2 separate regions of the Homo sapiens genome follow, and region 2 is linked to region 1. Evidence: chromatin loops called from intact Hi-C (ENCODE). Cell type or tissue: MCF 10A. All regions are shown on one strand. Links, peaks and the distances in the headings refer to the core of each region. The heading gives the core; the rest is flanking DNA.

Evidence for each region. A loop is a pair of places that touch in the nucleus more often than their neighbours do. Peaks named below come from ENCODE experiments on the same cell type or tissue, not always from the same donor. Only the 100,000 strongest peaks of a DNase experiment are listed, where the experiment ranks them.
Region 2: it touches region 1 in a loop (12-fold over the local background); 2 of 110 quality-filtered maps call a loop at or near these places.

Annotation. Positions count from the first base shown.
Region 1 is chr7:130,823,769-130,840,331 of GRCh38, forward strand. The region is part of intron 3 of LOC105375508 (a long non-coding RNA gene); the gene reads left to right. LOC105375509 (a long non-coding RNA gene) reads right to left here and starts at 8,970. Exons shown (of 3, transcript XR_007060528.1): 1 at 8,900-8,970; 2 at 8,753-8,817. It also overlaps the pseudogene LOC100133252. In MCF 10A, for the core only: a CTCF peak has its summit at 8,278 (motif pointing left); a DNase peak (open chromatin) is centred at 8,273.
Region 2 is chr7:130,029,690-130,046,252 of GRCh38, forward strand. It overlaps ZC3HC1 (zinc finger C3HC-type containing 1), which reads right to left. Exons shown (of 10, transcript NM_016478.5): 3 at 11,262-11,412; 4 at 9,775-9,858. Among named protein-coding and RNA genes, the nearest start is that of ZC3HC1, 13 kb to the right of the region's middle. In MCF 10A, for the core only: a CTCF peak has its summit at 8,218 (motif pointing right); no DNase peak of the experiment used is centred there.

The DNA of each region.
Region 1 (16,563 bases), core at 6,078-11,077:
TCTCCTATTGATGATTTCTTTCTCTTATGTATCAGATTTTTTTTGCATCTTCCCATGTCTCAATATTTTACCGTAAGGCAAAAATTGTGTATAAATGATAGTGGATACTGCTGTATAATATTTTGTGTTTTGTTTTCACAGAACTTTCAAATCCTTCCTTCCATTCAGGTTTATGGGATAATGGGTTGTTTGTCCAGTGCCAACTAAGATGTGAAGACTGGAATTGGGCTACAGTATTAACCCCAGCTTCCTGCATTGTTGCCACTAAGTGGTTCATCCCTTTGATACTGTCAGAATTTAACTGGAAGGAGATTAGTTGCCACATGAGTTGGTTTGGATGACTTTTGGATTCAACTACAATTAGGCTTTAGAATCAGAACACTCAAGACTGCACAAACTTTCTCTAGTTTCTAGCCTCATGCCCACTGATACTTCAGGATACCCCTTTGTCACTTTTGCAGCAAATTCTTAGAGTGGAGAGGGAATTGTTGGACTAAATAATTTATGTTTGCATTAGAGCTCTTCCAAATTCCAATTCGTCTTGCCAGCCCATGCTATTATTAAGTATTCAATGGATTTTTTTTTTTGTTCTTTGAAAAATTTCTCTATCTATAGCTAGGCCACTTCTCTACTCACCTATGCCCAGAGTAGACATTGGCCTCTATATATAAAAATGTCCACAACTCTTTACTCATATGTAAAGGGCTTGCTATACTCTGCTGTTTAGTTTATTATGCCTATTTGTATCTACTTCTCGATGGCTTTGGGGATAAGTGTGAGAGTTTTTTTGTTTTATCTGTTTTTTTTTTTCTTGTTACTCTGGAAGCAGTAGTTTCCACATTTTATTATATTTTTATTAGGTGGGATGTTCTGTAAATGTCTACTAGGTCTAGATGGTTTGTATTGCTGTTGAAGTCATCTTCTCCTTTTGTAAAAAATTTTCTGCCTAGTTGTCCTATCCATTATTGAAAGTGGGGCACTGAGGTTTCCATACATTATTGTTGGATGATCTGTCTCATCCTTCAATCCGATTTTCTTCTTTTAACTCATGTTATATGCCATCTACTGCCTCCATTGTTTCCGATTAGTCAGGTATTAATCTTATTGGGGTTCTTTGGTAAGTAATTATTTTTTTCTTGTCACTTTCAGATGGTTCTCTTTATCTTCAGATCTCAGTATTTGTGGTTTTTTTCAATAAATACATAAATTAATTATCTTTTATTTTAAATTCTGCTGTGGGGGAAAGTAAAGGATTAATTTACTCTTACCTCTTATTTTCCCCTACAGCATAATTGACAAATAAAAATTATATGTGTTTGTAGTATACAATTTGATGGTTGTACATATAAAAACTTATTGTGAAATGATTACCTCCAGTTTTAGATGGAGGATGGATACCTCCAGTTTTGTCCTTGCTCAAGATTGCTTTGACTGTTCAGGGTGTTTTGTGGTTTCATGCAAATACTAGGATTTTTTTTCTGTTTCTATAAAAAATGCTATAAAACTTTGAAAGCATTGAATCTGTAGATTGTTTTGAATAGTATAGACATTTTAACATTATCATTTCTTCCAATTCATGAATATCTTTTCATTTATTTGTGTCTTCACAAATTTCTTTCATCAATGTTTTACTCAATGGTTTACATCAATGTTTATAGTGTTTAATGTACAGGTCTTTCACATCCTTGGTTAAATTCATTCCTAAGTATTTTATTTTGATCTATTGTAAATGGGATTCTTTTCTGAATTTCTTTTTTGGATAGTTTGTTTCTCTACAGAAATGATACTTATTTTTGTATATTTAATTTGTATCCTACAGCTTTGCTAAATTCATTCATTCTGTTTTTTTGGTGGAGTTTTTAGGGTTTTCTACATATAACATCATGTTATCTGCAAAGAGACAATTTTAATTCTTCCTTTTCAATTTGGATGCCTTTTCTTTTTCTTGCCTGATTGCTCTGGCTAGGACTTCCAGTACTTAATAGAAGTGGCAAGAATGAGCATCCTTGTCTTATTTTTTATTTTAGAGAAGTTTTCACCAGTGAGTATGATATTAGCAATGGGCTTGTCTTATGTGGCCTTTATTGTGTTGAGGTATATTCCTTCTATACCTAATTTGTTGAGAATTTTTATTATTACAGGATATTGAATTTTGTCAATGGCTTTTTTTCTGCATCTATTGAGATGATCATATGATCTTTGCCTTTCATTCTGTTAATGTGGTATATCACATTTATTGATTTGCCTATGTTGAACCATCCTTGCATTCCAGGGATAAAACCCACTTGATCATGGCATATAATCTTTTTAATGTGCTGTTGGATTCAACTTGCTATTATTTTGTTGAGGAGTTTTGCATTTATGTTCATCAGGGATATTGGCCTGCAGTTTTCTTTTCTGTTAGTGTCCTTATATGGCTTTGGTATCAGGGTAATACTGGCCTTGTTTCCATTTTTAAGAAGAGTTTTGAAAGGACTGGTTAATTTTTCTTTAAATGTTTGGAAGAATTCAGTCATGAAGCCATCAGGTCCTGGGCTTTTTTTTTTTTTTTTTTTTTTTTTGATGTGAGACATTTCATTAGTTATTCAGTATCTTTATTTATTATTTGTCTTTTCAGATTTTCTCTTCATGATTCATGGTTGATAGGTTATATATTCATAGTAGTTTATTTTTTTCTAGGTTGTCCAATTTGTTGACATTTAACTGTTTATAGTTGTCTCTTATGATCCTTTGTTTTTCTGTGGTATCAATTGTAATGTCTTCTATTTATAACTTTGAATTTTTCTTTTTTTTGGTTAATTTAGCTAAAGTTTATCAATTTTTTTATATTTTTTAAACTATTTCTTTGATATTTTTTGTCATTTTTCTAGTGTCTATTTCATTTATTTCTCCTTTGATTTTTATTATTTCTTTCATTCTGCTAACTGTGGGCTTAGTTTGCTCTTCTTTTTCTAGTTCTTTGCACTGTAAAGTTAGGTTGTTTATTTGACATGTTTTTTATTCATGTAGGTGCTATCACTATAAACTCTCTTACTAAAACTGCTTTTGTTACATCCCCTACATTTTAGTATGTTGTATTTTCATTTTAATTTGTTTCAAGATTTAAAAAATTTCCTTTTTGATTTATTATTTGACCCATTGTTTAGGAGTGTGTTATTTAATTTCCACGTATTTGTAGAATTTCATTTTTCTTGTATTATTGGTTTCTAGCTTCACATCATTGTGGTTGGAAAAGATGCTTGCTATGATTTCAGTCTTCCTAAATTTGTGAAGACTTGTTTTGTGGCCTACGATATGATCTATCCTGGAGTATGTTCCTTGTGAGCTTGAAAAGAATGTGTATTCTGCTGCTGTTGAATAGATATTCTGTATATGTCTATCATGCCCATTTGGTTTATACTTGTTATTCAAGTATACTGTTTCATTATTGGTTTTTTGTCTGGACGATCTATCCATTGTTGAATGTGGGATATTGAAGTACCCTACTATTATTATATTGCTATCTATTTCTCCCTATAATTCTGTTTATATTTGTTTTATATATTTAGGTGTTCCAACGTTGGGTGCAAATATATTTATAATTATTACATCCTTTTGACGAATGTTTCTGTTTATCATTATGTAGTGACTTTCTTTGTCTCGCGTGACAATTTTTGACTTAAAATCTATCTTGTCTGATATAGGTATAACCACCACTGCTGCTCTTATTTGGTTACCACTTTGCATGGAATATGTTTTTCCATTCCTTTACTTTCAATCTGTATGTGTCCTTAAAGCTAAAGTGAGTCTCTTGTAGGCAGCATATTGTTGGGTCGCTTTTGCTTTTTGTTTTTAAATCTAGGAAGCCATTATATTTTTGATTGGAGTCCATTTATATTTAAAGTAATCACTGATAGATAAGGACTTACTATTGCTGTTTTATTAATTATTTGCTATTTTGTAGTTCCTTCATTCCTTTCTTTCTTACTATCTTCCTTTATCATTTGATAATTTTTTGTAGTGGCATGAGATGTGATTTAATTACTTTCTCTTTGTCTTTTGTGTATCTGCTACAGGTATTTTCTCTGTGGTTCCTTTGAGGCTTATATAAGATATTTTATAGTTTTATCAGTGTATTTTAATCTGATAATGACTTCAGTTCAACCACATTCAAGAACTCTACACTTTAAAATTTCCTTCCCCCCATTTTGTTACTGATGTCGCAGTTTACATCTTTTATATATTGTGTTTCATTATGTATTCATTAATATATTATTGAAACTATAGTTATTTGTAATACTTTTGTTTCTAAATGTATATACTAGAGTTAAAAGTGACTTACATACCACCATTACAGTATTAGAATATTCTGAATTTGACTATATTCTTACTTTTACAGTGAGTTTTATACTTTCATATGTTCTCACGTCATTATTTTAGCATCCTTTCATCTCAACTTGAAGAGCTACATTTAGTATTTCTTATACTGCAGGTCTAGGTTGATGAACAACCCCAGCTTTTGTTTGTCTGGCAAAGTCTTAATCTCTCCTTCATTTGTAAAGGACAGCTTTGCTGGGTATAGTCTTTTTGGTTGAAGGGGCTTTTCCTCCCTTTAGCACTTTGAATATATTATCCCACTCTCTCGGCCTGCAAGGCTTCTGTTGAGAAGTCTGCTGTTAATCTTATGGTGGCTCCTTTGTATGTGATGAGTTGCTTTTCTGTTGCTTTCCAAGTTTTGTTTTTCACTTGACAATTTGACTATAATTTGTCTTGGTGAAGATCTCTTTATATTTCATCTATTTGAGGTTCTTTGAGCTTCATGGATCTTGATGTTCATATACCTCTCCAGATTTGGGAGTTTTCTGTCATTATTTATTTAAAGTCTTCTTATCTTAAATTATTATATATACATACTAGTTGTACATATTTATGGGGTATATGTGATATTTTGATATAAGCATACAATGTAGAATGATTAAGTCAGAATAATTGGGGTATCCATCACCTCAAGCATTTATCATTTCTTTGTTTAAGGAACATTCCAATTCTACTCTTTTAGTTACTTTGAAACATACAATAAATTATTGTTAACTATTGTCACTCTACTGTGCTACCAAACATTAGATCTTATTCATTCTATTTAACTGTGTTTTTATGCCCATAAAATGATTTATAAACCATTCCCTGCTTATCCCCCTCTTTCCCACTACCCTTCCCAGCCTCCATTGGATACCCCAATTATTCTGATTGTAGATCTCCATTTCTTTAGGGTCATTACTAGTGCTTAATTTTGTCCCTTTGGTGGTGTCATGTGCCCCTGATTATTTGTGATTCTTGTGGCCTGAGTTAGTGTTTGCACATTTGAAGAAGTAGGCATCTCTTTGAGTCTTTACAGACTGGCTTCAGCAGGTAAAGCACTTTAACATTCAGCCCACCAAGAGATTCTGGGCAGATCTTATAGCGGGGTCTGTGGGTGGGCTTGCTGCTGGAGCCCTTAGTAGAGCTTTCATGATGCCTGGACCAGTGGGTGGGTGAGCCTGGTACCTCAGTCCACTGAGGCACACCTACGTATTAGATCTGCATGGGCAGGCCTGGTGCCTGAGTTTGCAGGAGGAGGTCTGGAGCCAGGGTCTATGTGTACAGGCCTGGATCCTGGGTCTGCAAGGGCAGGCCTGTTGCCTGTGTGGGGGCTGGCTTGAGACCTGGTTCCACTGGGGCCCAGCCTGGCATTGAGGTAGGCTTTGAGCCTGAGACTGTGGGTGTCAGCAAGTAGAGAGTGGGGTTGAAGCCTGGGTCCAGTGAGTCTGATCTGGAGTGTGGGGTCATGGGGGTTGGTCTGGCGCTAGGGAAAGTGCTCACCTGCAGTGCAGGGTCATGGGCTCCAGCCTATCACGAGGGTAGGCCTGGAGCTGGGACCATAGGGACTGGTCTGCCACCAGTGCTCACTGGGATGGTCCTGGTGCTAGGGTCTGCAGCAAATATGGGTGCTCATTTCCCTGTTTTTCCTCCACATCAAGGGTATCTCTTTCTAGACTGCACTGCCTGTGCTTGGGGAAGGCTGTCATGGGTAATGTAACACTGTCCTGCCCTGTTCAGTGTATCTTTTCTTAGATCTGTGCTCCACGCAGGTACTCTAATCCTTCATCTGAATTCCTAGCTGTTGTGAAGTTATTTTTATGCATGGATAGTTATTACAAATTGATGTTTCTGTGAGGGAACAAGTACTGGAAACCCCTATCCCTCCATCTTGTTGCTGTCAATCTAGGTCTCCAACATTTGTGTTTATTTTACTTAAAGTTTACTGAGCTTCTTGGATGTATTGATTAATGTTTTTCACCAAACTTGGGAAGTTTTCAGCCATTATTTCTCCTCCTTTCTCTCTCTCCTCTCCTTCTCATGCATATGTTGATGTGATTAATGATGTCTCACATTTCCACGAGGCTCTGTTTATTTTTCTTCATTTTTTTTCTCTCTGTTCTTCAGTCTACATAATCTTTATAAATATAACTACAAAATTGTTGACTCTTTCTTTTGCCTGCTGAGAGCTAATGTGTCCTCACACTCCAAAGAGAGAGCAAGCAAGCTCTTTAGTGTCTCTTCTTGTAAGAGCGCTAATTCTATCATGAAAGTTCCACCCTTGTGACCTCATCTAAACCTAATTACTTCTGAAAGATTCCATCTGTAAATACCATCGCGCTGGGGGTTAGGGCTTCAACATATGAATATTGCGGGGACACAGACATTCAATCCATAATAGCAAGTTTCAGTGGATTTCAGAAGCCCCTAAGGCAGAAAAGCAAAAGCACCTTATTTTTTGTCCACTTGACCTGTGTCTTATGTTGGACTGAAATGTAGGTCTCCTAATTTTAGTGTAGTTTTGTATATTTCTCCCTATATATCTTTAACTTTCTGATATATAAAGGTAGGTGCTGTGTTATTTGTGTCATATATATTCATAACTGATATGTGATCTTTGTGAATTGTGGCTCTTGGTATTATCAAATATTTTGTTGTCTCACTTTTTGTCCAAATTCAACATTTTCTGGTATCATTAGCACAGTCTCTGTTTTCTTACTATTTTGTTTGTCTGCCCTATACTTTTACATCTCTTGACTTTTACCAGCCATTCTGAATCACTTTGGTTTAGGTATATCTCCTAAATGCAGCATAGAGTTGGGTTTTGCTTTGTGGGTCAACCTGCAGGTCTTTTCCTTGTAATACATGGGTTTCTATTTACATGTATTGAAATGAGTGACAGGTTTGGTTCAATAGCTATTTTAATGTTATATTTACTTTGTTTTGTTTTACTTAATATGTCTCTTTAGTCTGTTTTCGTTGCTCTTTAAACATTTTGTTTTGATGTTTAGAAACATTTGAACATGTGTTCTTGCAGTCACCTTCCAGTCTTCACATGTCATTCTCACTGTGTGCATGTCTGTGTCCAGGTTTCCCCAAAGGACATTAGTCATATTGGATTAGGGACCACTCTAGCCCAGTATGGTCTCGTCTCAACTAACTATATCTGCATGACCTTATTTCCAAGTAAGGTCACATCCTGAGGTGCTGCAGGTTGGGACTTCAGCATATGAATGTTGGGGGGACACCATTCAACACGTAACTGCCTCCATCTTTATATCCATCATGGTTGCCTCAAACCCTGTCTTTTGATTCCTTAAGCTTCTAAGGCTGTGGGTTTCTACCCAAGATTTAGTAAACTCTCTGAGGAGAACTGTGGGCTGCCTGCGCTCAGGCTAAAAGCCATTAACATGGAAAGTTTACACAGTGCTATTCTTATCTTCTGCCAAGTGCCAATCCTCTCTCCCTTTCTGCTTCCTTTTGGTTGTTCTCCAGGGCCATCAAGTAGTTCGTTTTTATATTTGGAATGGAATGATGGTCATTATTTGCAAGAGAATTGGCCCAAAGCAGCTCTTCCACTATTACTGCAAGACTCTCATTTTATTTCTTCCTGGGGTTTTGTTTGCTGTTTTTTTTTTGTTTTGTTTTGTCTGTTCCTGTTCTGGGTTTTTTAATGTATCATTCTAGGTGTTTCTTTCAGATCTGCAAATGGTAAAAAATGTTACATTCAGGTTGGTAGCGTCCATCAGTTTCTTCTTCATTTTGTGAAAGGGAATTTTTATTAGTTGAGGTGTTTGATTTTTATTTTACATTCCCTTTATACAGAGACTTCATTTGGATGTTGTCTACCCTTTCCCATTCATCTGGAAATGTCCCATCTTTTTCCTGGACCAGCAATATCTGGCAAGGGTAAAGATTTTAGTTGGCAGACTATATTTCACAGTTCAAGGGCACCCTCTGCTGTTGACTTAAGAGAATTGCAGTTTCATTAATGTTACAGTTTTGGTGGGGTATTTTTTTTTTTAATTTTGTTCTAGTGGAACTTTTAATTTTCAAAAATATATTTATCTTCCTCAGATGTGAATCATGTTTTTTGTTTCTTGATCTCTGCGGTTTTTTCAAGTACGCGTATTCATTTTGTGAAAATTCAATGAGCTCTACACTTTATATGTGCGTATTATATTTCAATAAAAAGCTAAAAATAAACTTGTCAGTAATTAATGCCTAATGAATGAAACACAGAATTATATTTGATAAAATTATCTTCTACCCTCCGACTTTGTTATGCCCTACCTGTTATTTTTGTACATTTGTTACTCTAAAAATTATATTTTGTACACATGCCCAAAAGGTATGTTTTGTAAGTACACTTAAAGGTATCTTAAAATTACTTGTTTTTGAATCATTTGATACTTACCACCAGTCTTTTCAAAGTGTTTTTATCATTCATGAATTCTTTATCTTGATTCTTCTTACAGGTAGCTGAAATACAACATCATAATTTTTACTGGAAAATAGCCACAATGAAGGAACACCACAATTTCACCATGAAAACCAGCACAACCTTACACAGATGACAAACATTTCCCCTCAAAACTTGTTAAACTGTATTTGGGCTGACCAAATTAACCAGAGTTATTCTATTTATGGGGGAGCAGGAAGTAACTTGATAAAATGCTTTGAGTTTATATATCATGTCAAATAAATAGCATAATTTTAAAGGAAAAAAACTTGTTAGGCAATGTTCTCTTATTTTCTGACATCACATATTGTGACAGAATGTAAGGCCAACCTGGTTTTTACAAATTCCGTGGTCTAATTTTTTTGTTGTTGTTAGTGTATAAAAATAGCATTGACTTAAAATTTTTTAAATTTCTTTTATTTAGTTAATTAATTTATTTTGAGACAGAGTCTCGCTCTGTCACCCAGGCTGGAGTACAGTGGCACAATCTCGACGGACTGCAATCTCCGCTTCCTGGATTCAAGCGATTCTCCTTCCTCAGCCTCCCGAGTAGCTGGGACTATAGGCGTGTGCTACCACGCCTGGCTAATTTTTGTATTTTTAGTAGAGAGGGGATTTCACCATTTTGGTCAGGCTGGTCTCAAACTCCTGACCACAGGTGATCTGGCTGCCTCATCCTCCCAAAGTGCTGGGATTACAGGCCTGAGCCACCGCACTCAGCTGAGTTTTTTTTTAATGAATGTACTCCTGGTTGTTTTTTTGTTGTTGTTGAGACAGAGTCTCGCTTTGTCGCCCAGGCTGGAGTGCAGTGGCGCGATCTCGGCTCACTGCAAGCTCCGCCTCCCAGGTTTACGCCATTCTCCTGCCTCAGCCTCCTGAGTAGCTGGGACTACAGGTGCCCGCCACCACGCCCAGCTCATTTTTTGTATTTTTAGTAGAGACGGGGTTTCACCGTGTTAACCAGGGTGGTCTCGATCTCCTGACCTCGTGATCCGCCCGCCTTGGCCTCCCAAAGTGCTGAGATTACAGGCATGAGCCACTGCGCCCAGCTCCTGGTTGTTTTTTTACTCTTCTCTTGACATACTTCTCACACACTGCAGTCTGTTGCATAAAAGGAATTACATGGTTTTGAATTACAGATAAAGATGGACATTGTCTATGTGGTAAATACGTGGTAGTTTCTGGGTGTCTTTTTATATGCTTCATATGAAAAATGATCGTACGTAAAACTGTCTCTTTCAGAAGGAACATAATCTGGACCATTCAGATACACCGAAATTCAGCTGTTTTCTACATCATCTGTGTGGGTGTAGCTAAAATATGAGCTTTTAAGCTTAAAAACAACTTCTGCATGTTATTTGGAAATATTTTTTACTGAATTTCTCAACCACCCCAAAACTTAAAGGGCAAATTTAAAATATGCATTTAATGCCTTAGTATTTTAGAGTATAGCCTTCAACAAAGTCCTTTGAGCCTCACTGTAAAAAATATTGACTTTTTATTATAAGTCTTGTGTCCCATGTCCTTGCTAATTCATTATTTCTAATCGTCCATCTGTTGATTCTTTTTAATTTTCTGCTTATACAATTGTATCATTTTTGAATTATGAAACAGATATTTCCTAAATTCCATCTGCTGTTTCTGTTGGACCCCTGTTCCGTTGCTTTGCTGTGAAATAGCAAGTGCCTTCAAGGAAAAAGGCAGTAAACATGAGGTTGGCCTCACTGGTCTCAGGTATCACAGTTCCTCAAATCCTGTCTTAGTTACATGCTCTCCAAAAATTTAAAACAGTTTTTTAATGTATATGGTATATCTTTTACAGTTGTTTTCTGTAGGACATTTATAATCTTGATATAAACTATTCCATCATGGCTGGACCAAAATGCAGCCTGACTTTTTCCTTTGTTTGTAAACTTTATTTTCTGTTTACATGCTGATAGAATTTATTCTTTGCTCTTAAAATTTAATATTAACCAAGAAACATATAGGGCCTTCCATTATTTGCTTCATGGGCATCCTTTCAATATGCAGTTTCAGGTCTTTATTCAGTTTTTATTTAATATTCATCAAATATTATTCCATTTATTTTGTTCATAACTCAGTAAAAATAGCCACAATTAAAGAGCAATCCTTTGTAGTTTCATCAGTAAGACCAACATCTGCCTGCCTTTGCCATCCTTGGTTGAAGGATCTCTCCTCTGGATCAGACCCATTTCTTCCCTTGTGAATTAATCTATTAATCTCCTTTGTCTTCAGTTCACTCCTGCCTACTCAACAGCATCAGCAAATAAACACACCCAAGTATCTCCCATCTTAAGAGAAGAAAAATCTGCCCTTCCCACAGGACTCCGCCCAGGCTCCATCTCACTTTTTGTTCCCTATCAGAGTAAAACTTATGGAAATTCTCTTTCTTTCTTTTTTCTTTCTTTCTCTCTCTCTCTCTTCTTTTCTTTTCTTTTTTCTTCATTCTCCTCCATTCTCTCTTCAACTTCCTCAATCTGGCTTTCCCCTCCCTAACTCCATTAAAGCTTTTCTGGTCAAAGCTACTGATAGCCTCCATGTTAAAATACTGTCAATACTCACGTCTCACTCGACCTCTCAAAAGCACTCAAAATATGTTTTTCCTTTGGCTCTAGTGACCACACGTTTGTCTGTCTTTTCACCTATTTCCACATCTTTTTTTCTATTTAAATTCCCTGTCTAGACCGGGTGTGGTGGCTCATGCCTGTAATCCCAGCACTTTGGGAGGCCGAGGCGGGTGGATCACCTGAGGTCAGGAGTTTGAGACCAGCCTGGCCAACATGGCAAAACCCCGTTTCTACTAAAAATACAAAAATTAGCTGGGTGTGGTGGCGCATGCCTGTAGTCCCAGCTACTTGGGAGGCTGAGGCAGGAGAATCATTTAAACCTGGGAGGCAGCGGTTGCAGTGAGCCAAGATCGCGCCACTGCACTCCAGCCTGGGTGACAGAGCGAAACTCCCTCTCAAGAAAAATAAATAAATAAATAAATAAATAAATAAATTCCCTCTCTAGATGATCTAATCTGGTCCCTCGACTTAAATATCACTTATATGCTAGTGACTCCCAAATGTAGACATTTTTAGCTCTGGGCATTCCCTTGAGAAATGGGGTTGCCTCTCTAGTAGTTCATCTAACATATGCACGTGGATGTCAAATGGATTTGAAAGCTAAGACAGCAAAAATTAACTTCCTTCCCTCTCTGCAAGCCTGTTCTCATTTGCCCCCATTTCAGTAAACAGCCTCATCAAATAGTAGCTCAACTGAGAGACATAAGGGTCACCTGTGATCCCTCAATTGCCTTCTGCCAGGTGCACCTGCAAAACACATTCCCCAAATTTTACTTATTTTTTGCCTGCTACCACTGAAGTTCAAGGCACCATCATCTCTCACCAGTACCCGCTTTCTAAGTGGGCTCCATGGTTCCATGCTTGGCCTCCCCAACACATCCTCCAAGCAAGAATTACCCACCTTTAAAATGTGATCTGTATCACATCATCCTCTGAACTGAACCCACCAGTGGCTGCCTAGGAGTAAACTCCAGATTCTTCACCACAGTCTACAGTGTGTACTTGCTGTGGTCCCTGCCAACCTCTCTGATCACATGTTTTATTTTTCTCTTCTTTTCTTACTACTCTCTTCACTGGCATTCTTTTTGTCCCTCAAAATTCATTCCCACTGCAGGGTCTTAGTATTCAGCAGTTTCTTCTGTCGGAAATACTCTTTCTTCAACTCTTCCCGTGATTAACTCCTTTTTTCTTTAACCAAGTCTCATCTTAAATGTTGCCTGCCTTCCCTGAACCCACCTCTTCCTGACATTCTCCTTATCATCAGGAAAGGCAGGGTAATGCTGTGGTAACAGATTGCAGTGGCTTAAAACAACAAAGGTTTACTTCTTGCTCACTGTACATTGCAGGTTGCAGGTTGGCTGAGGACCCCAATCCATGCTGTCCTCACTGTGGGCTGAGGGAACAGCTGCTATCTGGAACAATGCCAGTCACCATGTCAGGGGAAAAGAAGGCTCTGGAGGGCGCAGCAAAGGCAACCAAATGCTTGGCTTGGAAATGACATGCATCATTTCTTTTCTTTTCTTTCTTTTTTTTTTTTGTCTCTGTCGCCCAGGCTGGAGTGCAGTGGTGCGATCTCGGCTCACTGCAACCTCCTCCTGGGCTCAAGCGATTCTCCTGCCTCAGCCTCCTGTGTAACTGGGATTATTGGTGCCCGCCACCACACCTGGCTAATTTTTGTATTTTTAGTAGAGAGGGGGTTTTGCCTTGTTGGCCAGACTGGTCTCCAACTCTTAGCCTCAAATGATCCACCTGCCTTGGCCTCCCAAAGTGCTGGGATTATAGGCATGAGCCACCGTGCCCAGCTAACACACATCACCTCTGATCGCAAGTTATTGGCCAGACTAGTTACATGGCCCTACCCAGCCACAGAGGGCCACAAGAAATAATCATATAGCTGCCCAGAAGATAACCAGCTCTAATGGCTATCACAGATTTTACACTTAAAAAAAAATTTTTTTTTGAGAAAGGGTCTCACTCTGTTGCCCAGACTGGGGTGCAGTGGCGTGATCTCGGCTCACTGCAGCTTGGAACTCCTGGGTTCAAGCAATTCTCATGTCTCAGCCTCCCAGGTAGCTGGGACTACAGGCGCATGCCACCACACCCAGCTAATTTTTGTATTTTCTGTAGAGACAGGGTTTTGCCATGGTGGTCAGGCTGGTCTTGAACTCCTGGGCTCAAGTGATCCGCCCACCTTGGCTTCCCAAAGTGTTGGGATTACAGGCGTGAACCACTGCTCTGGGGCCTCCATCACACTTCTTATATTATTCTGTTTATACAATGTTTTTCTACATGAGAGATAAATTCTATGTAACCATCATCCAGGTTAATAAATAAAATAATTCCAAGGTCTTAGAAGCCTCTCCTTAATGTGCCCTTCCCTCTGTCAAGGAGCTCACCACCATCCTAACTTTGGGGTTAATAAGAGCAATGCTTTTAGTTACAGTTTTACCACCAAAGCATGTATTTTTTTGTTCAGTTTGAGCTATTTTGGACTTATATAAGTGTCAGTATTTTAATTTGTTTCTTTGAATGAATGCAGTGTTTATAAGGTTTATCTATATAGATGAATGTAGCTATTTTTTAATGTATCTATTTTGCCAGGCATGCACCTGTAATCCCAGCTACTCAGGAGACTGAGGCGGGAGGATTGCTTGAGCCCAGGAGTTCAAGACCAGCCTAGGCAATATAGTGAGACCCACTCAATCAAGTAATCAGTCAGTTATTTTTGATAAATAATACATGTATCAATGTTAATGTTAAGGTATATTTGTGTTGTTTTCAGTTTTAGGCTTTTGGAAACAATGCTTCTGTAAATATCCTAGTACCTGTCTCATGGGTGTGAAGTTGCTGAATCGTAGGATGCATGCATGTTCGTCTCTGCTAGATCATGTGACATTGTTTTCAAAAATGATTTAAAATGCGCTCCCAACACTGTGAGTTCCAGCTGCTCCATATGTTTACCAGTGCTTGGTATTGTTGTACATTTTTTTTTTGTTTTGAGACGGAGTCTTGCTCTGTCGCCCAGGCTGGAGTGTAGTGGCGCGATCTCAGCTCACTGCAAGCTCCACCTCCCGGGTTCACGCCATTCTCCTGCCTCAACCTCCCGAGTAGCTGGGACTACAGGCATCTGCCAACTCGCCCAGCTAATTTTTTTTTTTTTGTATTTTTAGTAGAGACAGGGTTTCACCGTGTTAGCCAGGATGGTCTCAATCTCCTGACCTCGTGATCTGCCCACCTCGGCCTCCCAAAATGCTGGGATTACAGGCGTGAGCCACTGCGCCCGGCCTGTTGTACTTTTTAATTTTTGCCAATCTGGTGGGTGTATGATGGTCTCATTTTGTTGTTGCTTTGATAACTAATGAAGTTGACCACCTTTACATATGTTTTTTGTTTATTTCTTTAGTTAGGGTATTCAGTTTATACTTACTGCCCCAGCATAATTATTAAAATGGTCCCCCTTTCATTCTCTAACATGTCTTGGTTTGGACAACACATTGTACGGCACCCTAACCTTAGTGGGGTCCCTCCGCTAACATGGAAATTTCCTTCTTGCTCGTTAGTGTTTAGGATGATGTGGTCTGGCATCTCTGAGGAAAGAAAAAAAAATGGGATAAATACAGAAGATTGAGTAAAAACCAGATGAGAGGGAAACCAAACTCATTAACTGGGATTACTCAGTCTGACTCAGGATGACCATTTCCAAAATAATGTGTGATGGAGCTTTCAAATGGGTACAAAGCAGATGAGTTTGAGCAACATAATCCAGCAGTAAAAGTGAAAGAATTTGTTTACCCATTTCTCAGAAATGACTCAAGGCACGATCATTATTTGAAAGCTGGTCACAGTGTCTGCTGCAACCACTCACTCCCCTTTCAGTCTGTAACAAATCTCTTAAAAGCTGACATGTGAAACCAATAGTATGTTTCTTACCTTGAGATCATCTTGTGAAGTTTCTTACTCTATTTTTTAAAATGTGTTTGTTAGATTTTATTTTCTAAGTAATATTGATTAAAAATATTTATACACCTACTTTTAAGTCCACAGTTTAGCACTCTTATTTGTATGGCTTTAAAAGTTATAGCACAGGGTCTTTACATTAAGGACTGGGGGAAAAGATTCCATTCAAAACAAAGCCTGATAATTATAGACATGTTTTTCTCTGTACTTTATTTTAAATACATTAATTTTTAAACAATGCTCATCTTTTTTTTTATCTGGTGGTAAAATACTAGTGCAACTTTTCATCAAAAGAAAGTTGACCACAGATGTAAATGAATTTTCCCAATTGAAAATTGCCCTTCAGCTGCCACTAAATAAAATTTCTCAACCTAACTTAAGTGAAAAGAACTGGTGGTTGTCATTATAAGTAAAAATATAAAGTATCATAGCATTGTCTACATTGCTCCTTACAATACAAACTTTGAAAGAACCAGAGATGCTTTATAGGAGTTTAGTCGGTTTTGAAAAGGCACGTGTGTGTGTGTGTTTTAATATTCTAAAAATTTTCCCACCACCACTCTTTGTGTTGCAGAGACAGCATCGGTGACTACAGGGCTAGACAAGAACATTTGTTCAGACTAAAGAAAGCCAGAAGCCAAAATTCAGCTGCACAGTAACAATGTACTTTTCATCATGCAGCCTTGTGTTTCCTATATATTTGATTTTCTACTATGCATTAGAATACATAAACTTGTATTCTAATGATTTAAGTTTGATTTCACAATATGGAAAAAATTTGAGGAAGAACATGACCTGGGAAAGAGAAAAGGGAGAACTTTTACCACAATGAACATAGATACATTCGTACCCCACTATATGATAAGAATATAATCCATTTAAGTTACAGAAAAGATCTCTTCAGTTATGGGAAAGATCCCTCTGCTGTGGCATTAAGTTTGGGGAGGGGAATTGACTTGTTCCAACAGAAACAGAAACAACAGGAAATAGCTTAACTTTGGTCCACTTGTCTGTTAGCTGAACGACAGTCATACTGCCTATAATCGGTTCAGAAACCCAACAATTATATTTTAAAATATATTCATGTGTAATTTCATTCTAAAACTGGCATAGCTGTTCTGCCCTCATTCTCTGCCTTTTCAGCTTCAGAATGTGCTGTCAGCACGGTCTCTAATCCTCAGCATCTTCGTGATCTTCCCTGGCAGCCTCAGCATCTGCTTG
Region 2 (16,563 bases), core at 5,838-10,837, 790 kb before region 1:
ATTATTTATACTATTCCGTGTACTTCTATATATGTGTGAAATTGTTACCTTAAGAAAGAGAAAACAGAACAGAGTTAGTGGAGATGGATGCTTAAATAGGTGAAAAGTCTTAAAGAACCATCATTTTATAACTACCAAGTTATAACTTACTGTGAGCTAAGAATGAAAAAAATGGCATGTTCCTAAAGTCTACACAAGAGATACAAAAAGGCTTGCATTGTAAGGTGAAGCTTAACTGGGTACCAGAGTAAATAAAGTATACAATTAGGAATTCTACTGGTAATACCTAAGTTGGAAAAGAAGGAATCTGCCTGAAATCTAAGCAGTGTGGAAACTGATTATATACTATAGTATAATTATCTCTGGCATTACCCAATTCATCTACTGCATACTTGGTACACTGGTACAAAGGCAAATGATGAGTGCAGAAAGGCCTTGCTAAGCTACTTCCTAAAGAGGTCAGTCTAGTAGGCCTAGAATGAAGTAGAAGCTACACTGAATCAGCCTTTTTTTTTTTTTTTTTTTCCGAGACAGAGTTTTTGCTCTGTCGCCCAGGCTGCAGTGCAATGGTGCGATCACGGCTCACTGCAACCTCTGCCTCCCAGGTTCAAGCAATTCTCCTGCCTCAGCCTCCTGAGTAGCCGGGATTACAGGTGCCTGACACCACACCTGGTTAATTTTTCTATTTTTAATAAAGACAGGGTTTCATCATGTTGGCCAGGCTGATCTTTAACTCTTGGCCTCAGGTGATCCACCCACCTTGGCCTCCCAAAGTGCTGAGATTACAGGCGTAAGTCACCACGCCCAGCCCTGAATCAGCTTTAATAAAGAATGAAAACACGTTTTGGAAGGGATTCATAGGAAAAGTGAAGAGAGAACATGTCATCCTAGCCTGATCGTCTAAAAAGTAGGAAGCCACTCGAGTCACTGGTCTTCTCTCAGCCTCAAATTGACATTTAGTTGCTCAACAAAGTCACTCATAATCTTTTTTTTTTTTTTTGAGACAATCTCGCTGTTGCCCAGGCTGGAGTGCAGTGGCGTGATCTCGGCTCACTGCAGGATCCGCCTCCTGGGGTTCACACCATTCTCCTGCCTCAGCCTCCCGAGTAGCTGGGACTACAGGCGCCCGCCACTGCGCCTGGCTAATTTTTTATATTTTTAGTAGAGACGGGGTTTCACCGTGTTAGCCAGGATGGTCTCGATCTCCTGACCTCATGATCCGCCTGCCTCGGCCTCCCAAAGTGCTGGGATTACAGGCGTGAGCCACTGCGCCCAGCCCATTTTGTGATGTTTTAACTCTTGTTTCCATCTTCCCTTCCCCAGCTCAGCTCTGTGGTAGCCTTGAAAACCGACATCCCAGCGGGGCGTGGTGGCTCACACCTGTAATCCTAGCACTTTGGGAGGCCAAGGTGGGTGGATCACCTGAGGTCGGGAGTTTGAGACCAGCCTGACCAGCATGGAGAAACCCCGTCTCTACTAAAAATACAAAATTAGCCAGGCATGGTGGCGCATGCCTGTAATCCCAGCTACTCGGGAGGCTGAGGCAGAATCGCTTGAACCCGGGAGGCGGAGGTTTGGTGAGCTGAGATTGCGCCATTGCACTCCAGCCTGGGCAACAGAGCAAAACTCCATCTCAAAAAAAAAAAAAAAAAACAGAAAACCAACATCCCCACAATCATGGTGAAAACCAGTAGCTTAGCAGTCACCGGAGAGCACAGAAAAGAGGTGGAGCTCCTCCAAAGCCCCATTCCAGAGAACCACCATTATTTGATCTGTGTGGCAGTTGCCTAGAACATTATACTGTCGCAGTGAGAACACCCTTTTCCCCAGACAGGTTTTCAAAAATGATCATTGGCAACTGTTTAACATCACAGTTGCTTTGAGGCAGCAGTATGAGTTGGAGCAAGTAACAAGCTGACCAAAAACCTTAAAAGCTGGGAAATGAAATGTCCATAGGCAGGCTTGAAAGGCTCTGACATATTCCCTGGAATCTAGAAGGACATGTGCAGGTATAGAGCTATACACATGCCCAGCAAAGACCTGAAAAGGCCCTAAGCTCTCTCATCTCTGGCTGATGCTGAGGTTCTGCACAAGCAGGAAGTGAAGGCTAACACAGAACTGCAAACTGCCTGCTTGACTACTGAAGGTGTGCTCCCCCCACCACACACAGAGCTCCTTGGCAAGACTGGGGGACTTATTTGTTCAGGCATTTAAAGAAATCTCTGTCCAATCGTCCTGTGAAAGTTGATTTTGAGGCCGGGCACAGTGGCTCACGCCTGTAATCCCAACACTTTGGGAGGCCGAGGTGGGCGGATCACGAGGTCAGCAGTTCAAGACCAGCCTGGCCAACATGGTGAAACACTGTCTCTACTAAAAATACAAAAATTAGCCAGGCATGGTGGTGGGTGCCTGTAATCCTAGCTACTCGGGAGGCTGAGGCAGGAGAATTGCTTGAACCTGGGAGGTGGAGGTTGCAGTGAGCCGAGACCACGCCATTGCACTCCAGCCTGGGCAACAGAACAAGATTCCCTCTAAAAAAAAAAAAAAAGTAAGTTGATTTTGATAATTTTTGTAAGTGTTCTTTTTGCTCTCATAGAAGATTTTCAGATGCCCTTCCTCCACCATCCCCACTGAAGACATCCTACACAGATTGAGACAAGAAACATGAATTTGAGGCCAGGTACAGTTGCTCATGACTGTAATCCTAACATTTTGGGAGGCTGAGGTAGGAGGATCACTTGAAGCCAGGAGTTTGAGATCAGCCTGGGCAATATAGTGAGACCCCATCTCTACCAAAAAAAAAAAAATTAGCTGGATGTGGTGGCATACGCCTGTAGTCATAGTTACTCAGGAGGCTGAGGCAGGAGGATTGCTTAAGCCCAGGAATTCAAAGCTGCAGTGAGCTATGATTGTGCCACTGCACTGTAGCCTGGGAGAGAGAGAGAGAGGAGAGAGAAACGTGTACTTGATAGAAGAAATGGAAGGAAGGAAGGAAGGAAGGAAGGAAGGAAGGAAGGAAGGAAGGAAGGGAAGGAGGGAGGGAGGGAGGGACAGTAAGAGGGGAAGGGGGGAAGGGAAGGAGGGAAGGGAGGGAGGGGAGGGAAGGAAAGGAAGGGAAGGAAAAGAAAGAAGGGAAGGAAGGGAAAGATGGGAAGGAGGGGAAGGAGGGAGGGAGGAAGGGAGGGATGGACTACCTGATAGAAGAAATAATACTTACAAATATATCAGTGCTCTCCTGCTTACTAAAATTAATTTTTAAAATTAATTATTATTAGCCAGGTGGCACTTGTAAACCCAGCTACTCTGGATACTGAGGCAGAAGTATCACTTGAGCCCAAGAGTTCAAGGTCAGTCCGGGCAATAGAGAGAGACACCATCTTTTTCCTTTGCTGCAGTGCAGTGGTGCAATCATGGCTCGCCACAGCCTTAACCTCCCAAGCTTACGCGATCTTGCCACCTCAGCTTCCCGAGTAGCTGGGAACACAGGTATGCGTAACCATGCCCAGCTAATTTTTTGTATTTTTTGTAGAGATGGGGTTTTACTATATTGTCCAGGCTGGTCTTGAATTCCTGGACTCAAGCAATCTGCCCACTTCAGCCTCCGAAAGTGCTGGGACTACCCTGGCTGCATTTTAGTTTAATTGTAATGATTATTCTCTTATTTGAGTTTCAGATATTCACAAGTGGGGTAATGGATCTCCTTTAAGCTGGCTATTCTATTCTTTTAGCATTGTCTGTAGCATTTCTATAGCATTCTTTTTTTTTTTTTTTTTTTTTTTTTGAGACGGAGTCTTGCTCTGTCGCCCAGGCTGGAGTGCAGTGACACGATCCCGGCTCACTGCAACCTCTGCCTCCCAGGTTCAAGCAATTCTCCTGCCTTAGCCTCCCCAGTAGCTGGGACTACAGGCACGTGCCACCATGCCTGGCTTGTTTTTTGTATTTGCAATAGAGATGGGGTTTCACTGTGTTAGCCAGGATGGTCTCAAACTCCTGACCTCGTGATCTGCCTGCCTCGGTCACCCAAAGTGTTGGGATTACAGGCGTGAGCCACCACGCCTGGCCTGTCTGTAGCATTCTTGAAAGCATTCTTGCTTTCTAGCAACAACAGGATATTCTGGATCCAAGTTGATTTATTGTCCTTGCCCCAAGACATGGAATCAGCAACTCTCCAAAGAGCCTGATCCTTTTAATCACAGTAGACTAAAATGAGGGACCAAAATCTGGTTGCTAACAATGCAAAGAATTGTGGGCAGAAGTGCTGCTGTTACTACATTTGGGCCCCTTCTAATAGCAAAACTGGAAAAGATATTTTTTTAAACAGCCTTACTGAGGTCTAATTGACATAAACTGCACATGTTTGATAAGTTTTAACGTGCACATCCATGTAGCCATCACTGCTAGGTTTCTATTTTAACACCTTGAGTTTATAATTTATTTTCCCAATTTAATGCCGCATATTATTCTATCCTGTTTTTCTTTCATTTCCTTTTTTTTTTTTTTTAAGAGACAGGGTCGGCAGGGCATTTTGGCTCAAGCCTGTAATCCCAGCACTTTGGGAGGCCGAGGCGGGCGTATCACGAGGTCAGGAGATTGAGACTATCCTGGCTAACACGGTGAAACCCCGTCTCTACTAAAAATACAAAAAATTAGCCGGGTGTGGTGGCGGGCGCCTGTAGTCCCAGCTACTGGGTTGGCTGAGGCAGAAGAATGGCGTGAACCCGGGAGGCAGAGCTTGCAGTGAGCCGAGACCCTGCCACTGCACTCTAGCCTGGGCGACAGAGCGAGACTCCGTCTCAAAAAAAAAAAAAAAAAAAAAAAAAAAAGAGACAGGGTCTTGCTCTGTCATGCAGGCTGGAAGGCAGTGACATGATTATAGCTCACTATAACTTGGAATTCCTGGGTTAAAGGGATCCTCCTGCTTCAACCTCACGAGTAGCTTAGGATGACAGGGGTATGCCACCACATCTGGCTAATTTTAAAAAATTTTTTCTTTGTAGAGACAGGGTGCCCAGCCTGGTCCCAAACTCCTGGCCGCAAGTGATCCTCCCACCTTGGCCCTGCAAAACACTGGGATTACAGGCATGAGACTCCATGCCTGGCTGGGGTTATTACTTTAAGTCCTTTTATGTCTTCTAAGTTTAGTTCTTTGCCTCAAGACTTACCCCTTGCAGTTTGTACTCTACCCTAGTTCATGTTATCTATAACATCTCTTCCTTCAAAAAATCTCGTAGCTTCTCATCACATACATTTAATAAAATCATGGTTTGGCCACTGTCTACACTTTAGTCTTCTCTTCTATTCTCCCCACAGGGACACTGTGAGCCAGCCCTGTGAAACTATTACAGCATTCCCCAAATGTACCATCCTTTGGCCTTTTGCTTTTACCCACTGTTGCTGGTCTTTCAAATTCAGCCTAGAGGCCAGGCACAGTGGTTCACGCTTGTAATCATAGCACTTTGGGAGGCCGAGGAGAGTGGATCATTTGAGGTCAGCAGTTCAAGACCAGCCTGGCTAATATGGTGAAACCCCGTCTCTACTAAAAATACAAAACTTAGCCAGGTGGTAGCGGCATGCACCTGTAATCCCAGGTACTCGGGGGTGCTGAGGCAGAAGAATCGCTTGAGCCTGGGAAGCAGAGTTTGTGGTGAGCTGAGATCAAGCCACTGCACTCAAGTCTGGGCAACAGAGTGAGACTGTCTCAAAAAAAAAAAAAAAAAAACAGCCGAGTGAAGTGGCTTCCTTCTTCAAAAAATCTCGTAGTTTCGCACCTGAACCTGGGAGGCGGAGGTTGCAGTGAGCCCTGTGAAACTATTCAGCATTCCCCAAATATATCAGCACTTTTTTTTTTAATGGAGTCTCACTGTGTCGCCCAGGCTGGGGTGCAGTGTTCAAGCGATTCTCCTGCCTCAACATCCCCTAGTAGCTGGGATTACAGGCATGTGCCACCACGCCCGGCTAATTTTTTTGTATTTTTAGTAGAGATGGGGTTTCACCACATTGGCTAGGCTGGTCTCGAACTCCTGACCTTGTGGTCCTCCCGCCTTGGCCTTCCAGACTGCTGGAATCACAGGTGTGAGCCATCACGCCTCGCCACTTTGCCTTTTTTCTTGGACTGTATTGCAGAATGTGGATTTGGAGCAAGTGGTCCTGAAGCACTTATTTTGTCACCCACAGATTAAGATTTTCCTCCACAGGCTACACTTGAAGGTCTCAACACTTTGAAGTCTCCTCTTATGGGGCATCCAGTCTAACCCTCTGGCTTGCTACTTAGCAATGGGTGTTCTGTGATGGGGTGATTTGGAAGGAAGGAGTCTGCCCCTTTCTGAGCCACAACAGTGAAGCCATTTGATCTGAGCCTAGGTGGGAGAGATATTTTAATAGATAAACATTCTAGCTTTGATTTTTCTGAAGAGTAATATGCCTGTTTTTTTTTTTTTTTCCGCAATTCAGGGGATTTTCTTTGGTGCACTTGTTGACTCTGCATGAATTTGCAATCCAAGGGAAAAGTTGGAGAAAGAACAAAGTTGGCTTTAAAAGTCAAGGTAAGGCTGGGAGTGGTGGCTCACGCCTGTAATCCCAGCACTTTGGGAGGCAGAGGCAGGTGGATCACCTGAGGACAGAAGTTCAAGACAGCCTGGCCAAAATGGTGAAACCTCGTCACTACTAAAAATAACACTTTGGGAGGCTGAGGCAGGAGAATCGCTTGAACTCAGGAGGGAAAAATTAGCCAGGCATGGTGGCGGGCACCTGTAATTCCAGCTACTCGGAAGGCTGAGGCAGGAGAATTGCCTGAACCCAAGAAGCGGAGGTTGCAGTGAGCCAAGATCGCGCCACTGCACTCTAGCCTGGGTGACAGAGTGAGACTCCATCTCAAAATAAAAAATAAAATAAAATAAAATAAAATGTTTAAAGAAATTTAATTTAGCTTATAATTATTGGCAAATGTTAGAAAAAAATTACCTTCAAAATTATTAGTTTTGCTTAATAAATTTAAGCATAAAGTGAAATAACTGAGTGTTCTTTTATCCACACAAATGTCCTTTGAATGTTAAAGAACCAAACCAAGGGATCATATAATTGAAAGGTTATATCTAAGATCCATGTAGGAGGTAGAATGGATAGGTCAAAGTGGGTGACCATAGAGAAGAGCATCTAAAGTGACTTTCAGGTTTCTGGCTAGGACAACTGGATGGGACGTCAGTGCCATTTGCCAAGATGGAGAAAGTTTTAGGTATAAGATGAAGAGTTCAGTTTTATACACATTGAGTTCCAGGTACCTATAATATTAAGTGGAAATGTTTAGAAGGTAGATGAAAATATGAGTCAAGCTCAAAAGAGAGGTCTGGATAGGAATTAGAGGTCTCCGAGGTGGTAGCTGAAGTTATGAATGAGATCAGGAAAGCAAAATGTACGGTGACAAGAGTTGGGAACCACCAATAGAGCCCTGGGCAGACCTTAAAAACTTGGACGGCCAGGCGCGGGGGCTCACGCCTACAGGCCTCCCAGCAATTCTGGAGGCCAAGGCAGGCGGATCACTTGACGTCAGGAGTTCAAGACCAGCCTGGCCAACATGGTGAAACCCTGTCTCTACTAAAAATACAAAAATTAGCTGGGTGTGGTGGCACGCGCCTGTAGTCCCAGCTACTCGGGAGGCTGAGGCAGGAGAATTGCTTGAACCCAGGAAGCAGAGGTTGCAGTGAGCCTAGACTGAGCCATTGCAGCACTCCAGCCTGGGCGACAGAGCAAGACTCCGTCTCAAGGAAAACAAACAAACAAACAAACAAACAAACTTGGACTGAGTGCACTAGACAAGGATGGAATCAAATCCTCATAGGACCAAGTTTTGTTATACAATACAGGTAAATAACTAGTAAATCCTAGCTATTTCAACAGCAGGAAATCCTTATTATACAATCATCTTCACTTAAACAATTTTATTTAATAATCCCTTTTCTACCACCCTTTCATTGATCAAAGGTAGAGGGGAATCTCTGGTTATTTTCAATCTATTTTCTCCTTTTAGTGGTAAATCATGGAATATTCTTAGCCATCAGTGACCCTGGAATTAGCCTGCCATCCTACTGAAATAAAAAATATACCTACATGGCACTGATTCCTGGTCAAGGCATGAAATATACAGATGAATAGTGTTGCTTTTTAACTATGGGTCTAAAGAATTTTTTTATACTTGCTCTTAGATTCCCCACCAGAGGGCTCTGCTGTTGAAGCTGTTTACTCAGCAGGAATATGCCTATGTGATCAACAAAATATTTTTTATTTTTCATAGAGATGAGGTCTTACTATATTTATTGCTCAGGCTGGTCTCAAACTCCTAAACTCAAGCAATCCTCCTGTCTTGGCCTCCCAGTGTTAGGATTATGGTTGGGAGCAACTGTGCCTGGCCAAAGAACAAAATATTTTTAAAAACCCAGTTGAGATTACACTTTGGGCTCTCTTATTCCAAAGTGTTCTGTGCACACATCAGTAGTTCCTGATTCAAGGGAGAGTATGTCCTCTCATGGCCCTTATATAGACAGGAAATAGGAGGTTGGACCTGGCCTTCCCAGACAGGCAGCCTGTGGCTGTAATGACACCCTTACTTCAGTGCTGCTGTGATAGTGTACTGTTTTACTGCAATAAACTGCAGATTTGTGATCACTCTCACTTGGGGTCCTGTGAGTCTTCTTCAGCAAATGAACCCTGTTTAACTTCCACCATTATTGCTGTTAGTACTCCCTCTACAGGAAACCTAGGTAGAACATGGCATTGCTTGGTGTGGTGGGAAAAGCGGAGGGTTTGAAATCAGATTAAACTTAGTTATAGCTTCTCTCTAGTTGGTTTTAAGACCTCTGATTCTTAGTTTCCTCACCTAAATGAACTGGGTTATGGCCGGGCACAGTGGCTGATGCCTGTAATCCCAGCAGTTTGGGAGGCCAAGGCAGGCAGATCACTTGAGGTCAGGAGTTTGAGACCAGCCTAGCCAACATGGTGAAACCCCATCTCTACAAAAAATTTTAAAAATTAGCAGGGTGTGGCAGCGTGTACCTGTAATCCCAGCTACTCGGGAGGCTGAGGCAGGAGAATCGCTTGAACCTCGGAGGTGGAGGCTGCAGTGAGTTGAGATCGTGCCACCTCACTGCAGCCTGGGTGAAAGAGCGAGGCTCTGTCTCAAAAAAAAAAAAAAAAAAAACCAAAAGAACTGGGTTGGTAGTATCTACCTCCCAGGGCCCCTGTAAGGATTAAATGGGATAATGCATATATATGTCTAAAGCCTTAAGCATGTCAAATGCACTTCATGAAGGTAAGTAATAACACAAGTGAATATAAGTTTTTCTGGAAATAATGCAAATAGAAAAGGAGAAAAAGAGGCCGGGCACAGTGGATCACCCCTGTAATCCCAATCCCAGCACTTTGGGAGGCCGAGACGGGCGGATCATCTGAGGTCAAGAGTTCGAGACCAGATTGACCAACATGGTGAAACCCCATCTCTACTAAAAATACAAAATTAGCTGGGCGTGGTGGCGCACGCCTGTAATCCTAGCAACTCTGGAGGCTGAGGCAGGAGAATTGCTTGAACGCGGGAGGCGAAGGTTGCAGTGAGCCAAGATCGCGCCACTGTACTCCAGCCTGGGCAACAAGAGTGAAACTCCATCTCAAAAAAAAAAAAGAAAAGGAGAAAAAGAAAGTTCAAAGACTAGGTTTTCACAAACAGACAATATTAGAAATGCAATGATGAAGGAAAAATGGTGAACAGGAATTCTCAAAAATAAGTACCTGGGGATGGGCTGTCTGGCCAGAAACAGAACTTCTCATGGGCAGTACACAAGGCTTTCTTCAGCTCAGCACATCGTTGCTTATCTGAAATCCACATAAACAGCAACACCTTAAAAAACACTATATAGATTCAAAATCCAATGAATGGCCTCTAAGAGCAGAGATTTAACTAAAAATAAGAGAATTTTAAAATGTGAAAATATTATCAAGTACATAATCTTAATATTTTTCACAAAACAGGTTTTAAATTGAGATCCTAAGATCAACAAAGGAGATACCATGTATCTTATTTTTATTTTTTATTTTTTTGAGACAGAGTCTTGCTCTGTCGCCCAGGCTTGAGTGTAGTGGTGCAATCTCGGCTCATTGCAACCTCCATCTCCCAGGCCCAAGCGATGCTCCTGCCTCAGCCACCTGAGTAGTGTTTTGTATTTTTAGTAGAAATGGGGTTTCACCATGTTAGTCAGGCTGGTCTCAAACTCCCAACCTCATGTGATCCACCCACTTCAGCCTCCCAAAATGCTGGGATTACACACGTGAGCCACTGCGCCCGGCCCCCATGTATCTTATAAAGCAGAGCATTCCAAAGTGTGAGACTTCATAAAAGTCCTTTGTCACTCTTCGTCTAGAAGTATACATTTTGGAATAATAAAGTAAACATGCTGCTGTTACCTAGATTACATTAAGTCAAGTCCATGCTGCAGTAGCTAGCTTAGTTTAAAAAAAAAAAAAAAAAAAAAAAAAAAAAAGGCCGGGCACGGTGGCTCACGCCTGTAATCCCAGCACTTTGGGAGGCTGAGGCGGGTGGATCACAAGGTCAGGAGATCAAGACCATCCTGGCTAACACGGTGAAACCCCGTCTCTACTAAAAATACAAAAAATTAGCCAGGCGTGGTAGCAGGCACCTGTAGTCCCAGCTACTTGGGAGGCTGAGGCAGGAGAATGGTGTGAACCCAGGAGGCGGAGCTTACAGTGAGCCAAGATCGCACCACTGCACTCCATCCAGCCTGGGGGACAGAGCGAGACTCCGTCTCAAAAAAAAAAAAAAAAAAAAAAGACTGGCCAGGCACTATGGCTTACCCCTGTAATCTCTGCACTTTAGGAGGCCAAGGTGGGCGGATCACTTGAGCTCAGGAGTTCAAGACTAGCCTGAGCAACCTGGTAAAACCCCACCTCTACAAAAAAAAAACAAAAATTAGCCAGGTGTAGTGGCACTGCGCCTGTAGTCCCAGCTACTTGGGAGGCTGAGGAAGGATCGCTTGAGCCCAGGAGGTTGAGGCTGTGGTGAGTTGTAATTGCACTATTACATCTTGCTCAGCCTGGGCAACAAGCAAGACCCCATCTCAAAAAAAAAAAAAAAGATTAAAAAAAAAGATTGAAGTACGCATTTTTTGATCAAACTAAAATGACCTTTTTTCCCCCCCCAGAAAACCAGGATAGTATATATTTGAGTGTGGAGAAAAATGTAATTTGTACCTTATACTTACATCTGTCAAAGTCAAAAGCTGGTTGTAAACTGGCACAGAGAAAAGCTTGACAGCTAGAGCACTTGAGCATATCACATTCCACTGTGACCCAGCCATATTTTGCACAGACGAGTGGAGACAGCTCAAAGGGCTTACCTGCCCATTTCAAAGAGTATCCATGTTAAGAAAAACAACACAGCAAATATATATATATATGTGTGTGTATGTGTGTGTGTGTGTGTGTGTGTATACACATACTGTTTTTTTTTTGTTTTTGAGAAAAGTTCTCACTCTGTCTCCCAGGCTGGAGTGCAGTGGCACGATCTAAGCTCACTACAACCTCACCCTCTCAGGTTCAAGCAATTCTCCCACCTCAGCCTCCCAAGTTGCTGGGACCACAGGTGCACGCCACCACACCCAGCTAATTTTTGTATTTTTTGGTAGAGATGGGGTTTCACCATGTTGCTCAGGCTGGTCTTGAACTCCTGAACTCAGATGATCTGCCCACCTTGGCCTCCCAAAGTGCTGGAATCACAGGTGAACACTGCAAGTATATTAAAATGAATAAGTCATAAATTACAATCTTAACTCATTCTTTTTTTTTTTTTTTTTCAAGACAGAGTCTTGCTCTGTCACCCTGGCTGGAGTACAATGGCACAGTCTCGGCTCGGTTTCTGCAACCTCCACTTCCCGGGTTCAAGTGATTCTCCTGCCTCAGCCTCCCGAGTAGCTGGGATTACAGGCATCTGCCACTGCACCCAGCTAATTTTTGTATTTTTAATAGAGATAGGGTTTCATCATCTTGGCCAGGTTGGTCCTGAACTTGTGACCTCGTGATCCACCCACCTCGGCCTCCCAAAGTGCTGCAATTACAGGCGTGAGCCACTGTGCCCGGCCCAACTCATTCTTAATGTATATAGGAATAAACATTAAGGAGAAAGGCAATGAGAAAAGTGGTAAAAACTATTTTTAATGCACAGGCCCATACTTCACAGAATGATGAAGGTCATTTAAGTAATAAGTGGAGGGGAAAAGTTATTAACTTATTCTTGAAGAAGCACTATGTATTTTATGTGTTTAAAATGTTTATTGGCCAAGCACAGTGGCACATGCTTGTAATCTCAGCACATTGGGAGGCTGAAGCGGGAGGATCACTTGAGCTCAGGAGTTGAAGATCAGCCTGGGCAACACGGCGACACCTCATCTCTATTGAAAATCAAAAAATTAGCGGGATGTGGTGGTGCATGCCTGTAGTCTCAGCTAATTGAGAGGCTGAGGGAGGAGGATGGCTTGAGCCCAGGAGATCAAGGCCACAGTAAGATACGATCACACCACTGCCCTCTAGCCTGGGCAACAGAATGAGACCCTGTCTCAAAAAAAAAAAAAAAAAAAGTTTATTATTGGTTGTCTGGTAGAATATAGCATCCATTAATTTTCACTGAATCTGAAATACTAGGAACTTAAAGGCACCAGTGAAAGTACTGGGATATGCCTAAACAATAAGAGATAGTCAAAGTTAAACACACAGAAATATTTTCTGCCATTCACCTATGCTCTCCTACTGTACCCCATCCATTTTTACTTTCCAAAGAATAAAGGCAATAAAATTATCCCTCCAAAATTTGATTGCTAGTATCAATGGGGATGTGTGAGAATGTGTTTTACACAGCTAAAAGCATCTGTAAGTATGTATTTGGAAAGGTATCCTAAAACATTTATTACTCCTTAATATTAAATGCTCAGTTTTTTTGTTTGTTTTGTTTTGTTTTTTGAGATGGAGTCTTGCTCTGTTGCCCAGGCTGGAATGCAATGGCACGAGCTCAGCTCACTGCAACCTCTGCCTCCTGGGTTCAACCGATTCTCCTGCCTCAGCCTCCCGAGTAGCTGGGATTATAGGCGTGCGCCACCATGCCCCACTAATTTTTGTAATTTTAATAGAGAAGGGGTTTTGCCATGTTGGCCAGGCTGGTCTCGAATGCCTGACCTTGAACGCCTGAGGCCCTCCTCGGCCTTCCATGGTGCTGGGATTACAGGTATGAGCCACCTCGCCCAGCTTCAGTTTTTAATAATCTATGTGGGCCGGGTGCGGTGGCCCCAGCACTTTGGGAGGCTGAGACGGGCGGATCACTTGAGGTCAGGAGTTTGAGACCAGCCTGGGCCAACATGGTGAAACCCCATTTCTACTAAAAATACAAAAATCAGCTGGGTGTGGTAGTATGTACCTGTAATCCCAGCTATTGGGGAGGCTGAGGCAGGAGACTCGCTTGAACTTGGGAGGCGGAGGTTGCAGTGAGCTGAGATGGTACCACTGCACTCCAGCCTGGGCAACACAGCAAGATTCTGTCTCAAAAGAAAAATTCTACCTGAAGAGCTCTTATTTCACAAAGCACAGTAAAAAAAAAAGGATAAAATATGAAAGAAGATGCAGGAAAGTTATACATTTTTATAAAGGGATATAGGAATTTGAAAGACATTCCAACATCAGCAAAGGAAGAATGAAGACTGGAAAACAAAATTCAGATACAAATATTAAAGGAGCCATGATTATCTAGAATAAAAGTAATGGTTAAATAAATAATCATCATATCCAAAATGTTGATCAATTTATAGCCAATGAACAAAAAGGAAATGGATCTAAATATTTTATCAAAATCAAGATTTAATGCAAGAAATAATGGTAGAAGGATGGTTAAAATACCTTCCCTTTCCTGAGCAATTCAGTCTTAAAGCCATTAGGCGGTGAACAAGGAAGATGTCAGAGCCAGGAGGCTGCGAAGAGGCAGCTCAGCCCAGGGTGTCAGAACCAAAGTGGTATGTAACAGGCATTCACTTGCGGGCAGCCAAGTGTGGAGTGCTAGGACCTAAATGGGGTGACGAGAGATTCATGCAAGAAAGGATGGCAGCATGGCAGAAATGGGAGATTAAGCACATATAGGGGATTGATCAAAGTAGTAAATATATTAAGGATAACAAATTATGTTTCACAGTGTTGAATATGGGAGGGAAAAATAGGGAAAAGGAGAAAACTAGAATGAATCCTGTGATGTACAATTGCAACTGGAGATGTCAGCAGGAACTCATCGTTTTTTAAAATATAGAGAGAAATGGATGTAAATTTAGATGTGTGTATACATGTGAATGTGTGTGTCTGTGTGTGTGTACATAAACATATATATTTTCTAGCTTTTTCCTCTGAGAGGGCCTGAGAACAGTGGCATCCCACTAGCTATGAGTTCTCCCTGCACCCAGATCTTGGCATTCATTCATGCATTTATATAGAGACAGGATCTTGCTATGTTGCCCAGGCTGGTCTCTCCTGGGCTCAGGCAATTCTCCCACCTGGGCCTCCCAAAGTGCTGGGATTACAGGTGTGCCACCATGCCCAGTTCAGATCTTAGCTTTTAAATAACATTCTCCACTGAAAAACAGCCAAGGATCCTTGTAAAATTGGCTGATTCCAGGGATGGGGCAAGAAAAATACAAGATAAGCCGAGAACAACTTGTTCCTGAAAGCAATAAAGAGGTCATGGGTTATGGGACATGTCAAAAGGCCACAGAAGCCAACCTGAGGGGGATGTCACTGACTAAATAAGGAACAACTGGAGTATCAAAATATATAATGATAGTAATGAATTATAACCCATTGAATAACAAAGAAAATATTGAGTCCATGTTACTACAAATAAATCAATTACATAAAGTTTGATAAGGACTGGGATATTTACAAAGTTTCAAAGAACTTCCCCACAAAGTACTTTTTATTTACAAAGGAGGAAAGAGTTATTTTACAATAGAAATGCCAGATACTCCCTTAATCAAGTGATCAAAGTGATCATCACCATAAAGGGATAAATAGAAATCACGTGTCACCTGACAGGATGCAATGAGAATGCAGCATTGCTTCACGACACTCCTGCATAACCTGAATCTAATCACAAAGAAACATCAAACAAATGTCATTGACATACACTCTACAACATAACTGTTCTGTAATCTTCAAAAGTATCAAGATCATGAAATTCAAGAAAAAACTGAGGAAATGTTCCAGATTAAAGGAGAATAAAGCAACATGACAACTAAATGTACTGTGTGATTCTCAACTGGATACTTCAACTATAAAGAATGTTATTAGTATAACTGATGGAAAAACTGGGGTCTGAGGATTGGAGGGTAGTAATTTATCAATGTCAATTTTCTGATTTTGATGGTTGCATTCTGGTTATGTAGGACAAAGTCCTTGTTTGTAGGAAATATTTGGGAGTAGTAAGACATCACTTTGGTGGCTTACTTTCAAATAGCTCAGGGAAAAAAGGTTCTTTGTAATCTCTGCAACCTTTCTGTAAGTCTGTAATTTAAAAATTTTTAAGAATCACTGTAAAAAATTACCATGTAAGTCTTTCTGTCCTTGCACACAGGGAATAAAGTAGTGAAAAGCAGAAGACGTGGTGTGGTACCACATTTCTTCCGCCTTCAGTCTCTGCTCCTTTCACAGAGCTACCCATCAGTACCATGTTGGCCATGTTGGAGTAGAGTATCCTCAGCTTCACAACCTCTATGGTCTATAGGAGACAAAATGACAGCCCAGAGAAGAATTTGCCATTTTCAGTGGAAAACAAGTGGCAATTACTAATTATGATGACTTGTACTTTGGATCTCATTTGCTGCACTTTCCTTTATAAGACATCAACTGGGCCAGGTGCAGTGGCTCACGCCTGTAATCCCAGCACTTTGGGAGGCTGAGGTGGGTGGATCACCTGATTTCAGGAGTTTGAGACCAGCCTGGCCAACATGGTGAAACTAAAAATACAAAAACTAGCCAGGAATGGTGGTGGGAGCCTGTAATCCCAGGTACTTGGGAGGCTGAGGCAGGAGAATCGCTTGAACCCGGGAGGCAGAGGTTGCAGTAAGCCAAGATCACACCAGTGCACTCCAGCCTGGGTGGCAGAGTAAGACTCCATCTCAAAAAAAAAAAAAAAAAAAAAAGACATCAACGGCTTAAGATGGATGTTTGAGCTCACAATCTCTTTGATACTATGCAGCCATAAAAGGAACGAGATCATGTCCTTTGCAGGGATGTGGATGAAGCTGGAAGCCACTATCCTCAGCAAACTAACACAGGAACAGAAAACCAAACACATGTTCTCACTTATAAGTGGGAGCTGAATGATGAGAACACATGGACACATGAGGGGAACGACATACACTGGGGCCTGTTGGAGGTGGGAGTTGGGGGAGGGAAAGCATCAGGAGGAATAGCTAACAGATGCTGGGCTTAATACCTAGGCAATGGATTGATCTGTGCAGTAAACCACCATGGCACACG